2 separate regions of the Mus musculus genome follow, and region 2 is linked to region 1. Evidence: chromatin loops called from intact Hi-C (ENCODE). Cell type or tissue: heart. All regions are shown on one strand. Links, peaks and the distances in the headings refer to the core of each region. The heading gives the core; the rest is flanking DNA.

Region 1 (2,920 bases), core at 190-2,689:
ATTAGTGGCCCACTGACTCTAGTGAGGTGCCGCCCCCTGAAGGTCCCACAACATTCCCAAAGAATGGGAACCAAGTGTTTAATGAGCCTTTGGGGGACAATTCTTATTCAAACCGTACCAAAGAGAAAACATGGTTACTTCCATCATCGACAGTGTCCCTTCCCAACTTCCTGCCACTCACAAACCCAGAGCTTATGAAATCCACATAGTCATCAGAAACTACATGTCAGAACCCAGGCTCTCTTCATGGTTTTTGGCTATGGCTGGCTTGGAGATCTATCCCTCCAGCCTCCTGAACTGGAAGCCCTGCATGACAGCATACTATAGACGTCTTGGGCTTTATTTTCATAAATACATGTTCAATCTGGGCCACAGCCTCTAGCAAGTGACAGAATTTGTGATGCATAATAAACTGGGTGCACGCAAGAGTGGGCATAGTTTAACAATCAGTGGAGTGTTAATAGACAGAATCTGTTTCCTCTGTCTGGAATGCTAGGGTTCTTTGGTTGATTAAACGGTTTTGTTGTTAAAAGGTTAACCATTTTGTAAATATCTCTGGCCTTTAACCTATAGAATTGACTCAAGAAGTAGCATACATGTGTATCCCTGATACATTGGTGCGTGTTTTGCTGTTGTTCAAGTATAAATATTTGACGCCATCCTTAAGGATGGCTACAGATTTTGTTTAATGACAAATAATTATATAGTTGGGGCTCAAGTATTCATCTAAAAAGTGCCTTCAAAGTGTCAACCCTCAAAAGGATGTGGAGAAATGTGAGGAGACATTATTTTTGAGAGAGAGAGAGAGAGAGAGAGAGAGAGAGATAGTTTTCGCTGCAGGGAGGTGTTATGTGCACACGATTGCTGTACCCAAAGAAGTCAGAAGAGGGCGTTGAATTTTGCTGAGCTGGAATGAGAAGAGATTTTGGGCCACTTGATCTGCATGTTGGGGACCAAACTCAGGTGCTCTGCAAGAGCAGTATGTGCTCTTCAACCACTGAGCCATTTGTCTGTCCAGCCCCAAAGACCTTTTAATATTGTAGGTTTGATCTCATGAAAAATCACAATGCTAAAGAAGGCATTTCTCTCACAGCGCACTTAGCTTCCCATTAAGAATGTCTTCAATTATTTTCTCCAACCGATGTTTATTCCTTTAAGTCTGTACATGCATTGACATGCTTAATAGAAAGAATTCTTCTTAAGAACACCAGTGATCAAAAGGCCATTTGCTTGTCACTTAAAGATGAACAGCTATTTTAAGCCCTATTTTCTCTTTTAAAGATAGCCCTTGGGGGATTCCCTCGTTACTTCTCTTCTCTCTACTTCAGTGCCAGATTTCTGCCTTTCTTTCCCTTGTTTCAGCATTTTCATTTACTCATTTTGTCGTGTAGCTTTGATGGGGATTTGAATGGTTTGAGTGCTGCCTGATCACTTACTGGGGTCTCCCCTTGGCCTACGATCCACAGTTCTGTGCTGAGAGCACAAGATGCCGAGCTTGGTCTTCTGCCCACAAGATTTCATTGTTGATTTAGGCTTTCCACCAGAAGAGGGCACCACATTCATTAAAATAACATCCGTAATCCAAGCTGAGCTTTGTATGTCCTTAACAGGTTCCAGACAGGGTGTGTGCAACCTCACCTTCCATCAGACCTCATAAAAAACATGACAGCTGTTCTTTGGAGGGTGGGGACTGCCTTAGGAGCCAACACCACGGGCCTGCAGTCTGAGGATGCAGCGGCAGGAAGGAGAGATCTGTTTTAATGATGTTCTCTGACAATAACAAGAGCAAGGAACAGCAAGTCTAAAACACCGTGCCTCCTCTCCAACGCTCACATATCTACTCAGTTGGGGATTATATTTTTTTTTTTCAGAGCTGAAAGGATTGGTTCTTTAATTAAGCATGTAATAGCCTTCTATTTATCATTCCGCAAAACAACTGCCTCCTTGTATGGGGCGATGCCACAGTATGAAAAATAGCATGTTTCCTTCCCTTCTGCCGAAACTTGAAGGTGTTGTTAACAGCAGCGGGCCTCACGACGTACCCCCTTCATCTCTCCATGTACCTGCTCATGTGTCCAAAACTCCAGTGGAAAGCATTGATTCATTTGGATAATTACACATGGCTTTCAGAGTCTTAAAATTCTAAATACCCTTCTGCTTAGTAATGTGTTAATCTGTCAAAAGCCGTTTAGCTATTCATCCCAGATTTATTTATGAGCCCGAGCAATATTGTCATCCAAATTACCCACGGAAGAGATGGTTATGTCTCCTAGAGGACTGGGGACAGTTTATTCTAGTAGCATACCTGGGACAGTGCATCCGCGTGTGAACCGCAAAGATGAGTATCTCAGTGCCAAGAAGCAGAAACAGGGTAGGATGTCAGGCCACACCTGGAGTTCATGGCAGATACCCTAGCATTTCTGAGGCCTAGGTTTGTTCCATCATGGGACTGCTTCCAAAGACTATAAAAAGGAACCTTAACAGAGACAGGAAGAATGTTTCAGAAAGAATACAGATGCTTCCAGAAGTTTTACCCAATGCACCAATACTCTGTGTGGAGTCTTGTCTGTAGTTTACATAAAAATCACTGTCCGGTGGACCAGCGAGACGTCTCCATGGGAAGAAGAACTTCCCATACAAGCCTGATGACTTCTGTTCCATCCCTAGCAGCCACATGTCACCATCCCTGGGAGATAGGCACTGTGTGGGTGAGATGGGAGTCGGTAGACTCAAGTGGAAGCTCACCAGGCAGCTCACCAGTCAGCTACACTGGAGTCGGAGCAGTGACAGGAGTAACCGAGACTCTGCCTTGACATGTGGGAGGTGAGAACTGACTCCAGAGAGTTGTTCTCAGACCTTCACATACGTGTTGTGGTCTGTCTGTCTGTCTGTCTGTCTGTCTCTCTCTCTCACACACACA
Region 2 (2,920 bases), core at 127-2,626, 290 kb before region 1:
CTTACGTGTGAATCCTAGCCTGTAATGTACATATGTGTATATTAAAATTGGCATAAATGTAGCTACAGTCTAAAACAAACAGACAGAAAAGAGATCAAGGTAGGGTGAAATTATTGCAATGAAGAAGAGCTGGGGGAGGGGGGAGAAAAGGACACATGGAACTTGAAAGCAGCTAAGAGTTTGGGGGAGGGTACAAGGAGAAATGGGGGCAATGGGGGGGGGGACAGTGGCGGGAGACAGAGAGACAGGACTCTACTACACAGAGAGAGAGGGGGGAGGGAGGGAGAGAGAGAATGATCCTTTCTAAAGCCTAGTGTATTTAATTTTAAAAATAAAAAGATGATTATATGCAAATATAAAAACCCATAATTTTGAGCCAGGCGTGGTGGTGCACTCCTTTAATCCCAGCACTCGGGAGGCAGAGGTAGGCAGATTTCTGAGTTCGAGGCCAGCCTGGTCTACAGAGTGAGTTCCAAGACAGCCAGGGCTAAACAGAGAAACCCTGTCTCGAAAACAAACAAACAAACAAACAAACAAACAAACAAAAAACAAAAGAAAAACAAACAAACAAAAACAAAAAAAAAACCCAAAAATTTAAAACTGTGATAAGTTGCCTCATGTAAAACAACTCACAGTTTCCCACCTCTGGCTAAGTGCAGCTGCTCATGGATCCCTTTGACAAATAAGTCAGAAATGAACGTCCTTTAAAAGCATTCTTCTCAGAAAATAGAGTCTCAAGTCACCAGAGAATGCCTTTTTTCTCTCTCAATTGTCTAAGGGGAGAAGTTAATTATTAATTGCGCCAAATCAGGAGTAATTTGAAATGCCTGCTTCCCATGTGTCTTAATTATATTCAATTACTCCCATTCGGGTAAACAGAAATGCTCTCGTTTATTGTAGTTGGCAAACAGCATTCATTCATATCTGTTTCTGTGGTACCATGAACCCTCAGCACCTTCTGACTGTAGGAAACACCCTTCTTTCTGTGTTCCTCTGACGTCTGGAATAGCCTCATTAGAGACAGGCAAATGGCAGGCTTGGAGCAATGTGCTTTTGTGAACAGATAAATGGATGGGCTGCAAAAGAGGCAGTGATTTTTCACTTTCCTCCTTTTCCTGTCAATTATGCTTCCAGCTCAGGAATGTGAGGAGCTTTATAATAGGGAATATTCAAAGTAGCTTACAGAAAGCAAGGGAAGGATTTCACATTTAGACAGTTTTTAGGGACCGCCAGTAGAGGGCCTTGTTAAGCTGAGTAGAAGGTTTCCCCCCCTGCACACCAATTGCCAATCATGACAGCTACCTGGTAAAGAAGCCATTGTTTTTTAGACTGTCTGATGAATAGCTTTAAGATTACCCAAGTGATTTTTAAAGTACATTGTATTTCTTTGTATGTGGAGCGAGAAGACATCTAAGTTTCCATCTTCATTGCTTTCTTAGTAAGGAGTTAGAGAATCAGATGGATCATTAAAAACCCATCAATCAAACTGGGGCTTTGGAAGCCTCATCACTAAATCTATAGGATGTGTCTGCTGGAGTTGGGGTGAGGGGCTCTGAGTCTGCTTGTTGGATCTTAGTATTGGCTGCCGAGTGTGGAGAAGGAAAGATGAGAGTTCTCCTATTCTAGACATGGATTAATCTTGTTTCTAGCAGTGGGGTGAGGCCCATACTCAACAGAATTGTGTGCAGCAGTCCTGAGTCGTCCTCTCTGTGGCAAGCCCTGCTCTCCTCTGTGGCATGGCCTCTTTCTGACACCGACTGGAGAAGGTTTAATAAGAGCAAAGGCAGGTAATCTTCTCGGTGAGTTTAGTAGCCAGGGAGAAAAAACTGACTTCCAGAGTCACTCAGTGTGTACCCTAAAGCCATTCTCTTCCTCCTTGCTGGCCTGTTTCCTGCTCCCCTTACCTGAATCTGTCCTTACTTACGAGTCTCTCTTCTCCCTGTCTCTCCTCTTGGAACAACTCTGCCCAACTGCCTTCCTTAGGAAGGCTCGTCCTACCTGCCATACCCCTTATCAGCTCAGTGTGGTCCTTGCCACTGCACTTATCACTAATGTAATTAAACATATGGTGGGTTATTGATTAGGAAGGTGCCCCCCCCCTCCCCGGGAGGCAAGACCTTTCTTGGAATCAGTGTCTCTGTGTGTCTTGTAGTTTAATAGTAAACTTAGCACCTAGAACAATAGTTGGTCCGCAGAAGATAGCCCTCGAATGCTTGGTGAGTCTGAATATACGCACACTCTCTGGATTTTCTTCTCTAACATTTAAGAAAAACATTCACTTTAGTGTCTTAGACCTTGATGTTTAAAACCGCTGGTGTTCAAAATGTCTGTCTATGGACTGGGGCACAAAGCCACAGCATTGTTCTTTGATGTAACTTTCAACAAGGGGGCACAGGTCTCTTTATTTCCAGTAGTCATGATGTTTATCAAACAGGAGCTCTAGAAGTCTTGGAATCAATGAATAAGTATATAGGCTTGGCTTTATTTTTATTTTCTTAAATTTGTGTGTGTTTGTGTGTGTGTGTGTGTGTGTGTGAGAGAGAGAGAGACCTTATGCCACAGTCCATATGTACAGGTTAGCATTATTCACTGATCTATCTCAGCAGTCCTTTCTAAAAACACTTCTCCTTCCTTCCTCCCTCCCTCCCTCCCTCCCTCCCTCCCTCCCTCCCTCCCTCCCCTCCCTCCCTCCCTCCCTCCCTCCCCTCCCCTCCCTCCCTCCCTCCCCTCCCTCCCTCCCTCCCTCCCTCCCTCCCTCCCTCCCTCCCTCCCTCCCTCCCTCCCTCCCTGCCTTCCTTCCTTCCTTCCTTCCTTCCTTCCTTCCTTCCTTCCTTCCCAGACTCCATCTCCCTGTCTCCATTTTTCCCTCTATCCTCTGTCTTTCTCCCTTCTCCTTCCACGGTGGAAGGAGGAGCAGACC

The links. Peaks named below come from ENCODE experiments on the same cell type or tissue, not always from the same donor. Only the 100,000 strongest peaks of a DNase experiment are listed, where the experiment ranks them.
Region 2: it touches region 1 in a loop (2.3-fold over the local background); 3 of 42 quality-filtered maps call a loop at or near these places.

Annotation. Positions count from the first base shown.
Region 1 is chr1:126,430,460-126,433,379 of GRCm38, reverse strand. All of the region lies in intron 4 of Nckap5 (NCK-associated protein 5), which reads left to right. Among named protein-coding and RNA genes, the nearest start is that of Gm35562, 390 kb to the right of the region's middle. In heart, for the core only: a CTCF peak has its summit at 1,535 (motif pointing right); no DNase peak of the experiment used is centred there.
Region 2 is chr1:126,724,933-126,727,852 of GRCm38, reverse strand. All of the region lies in intron 1 of Nckap5 (NCK-associated protein 5), which reads left to right. Among named protein-coding and RNA genes, the nearest start is that of Nckap5, 100 kb to the left of the region's middle. In heart, for the core only: a CTCF peak has its summit at 1,228 (motif pointing right); no DNase peak of the experiment used is centred there; H3K27me3 peaks cover 631 bases.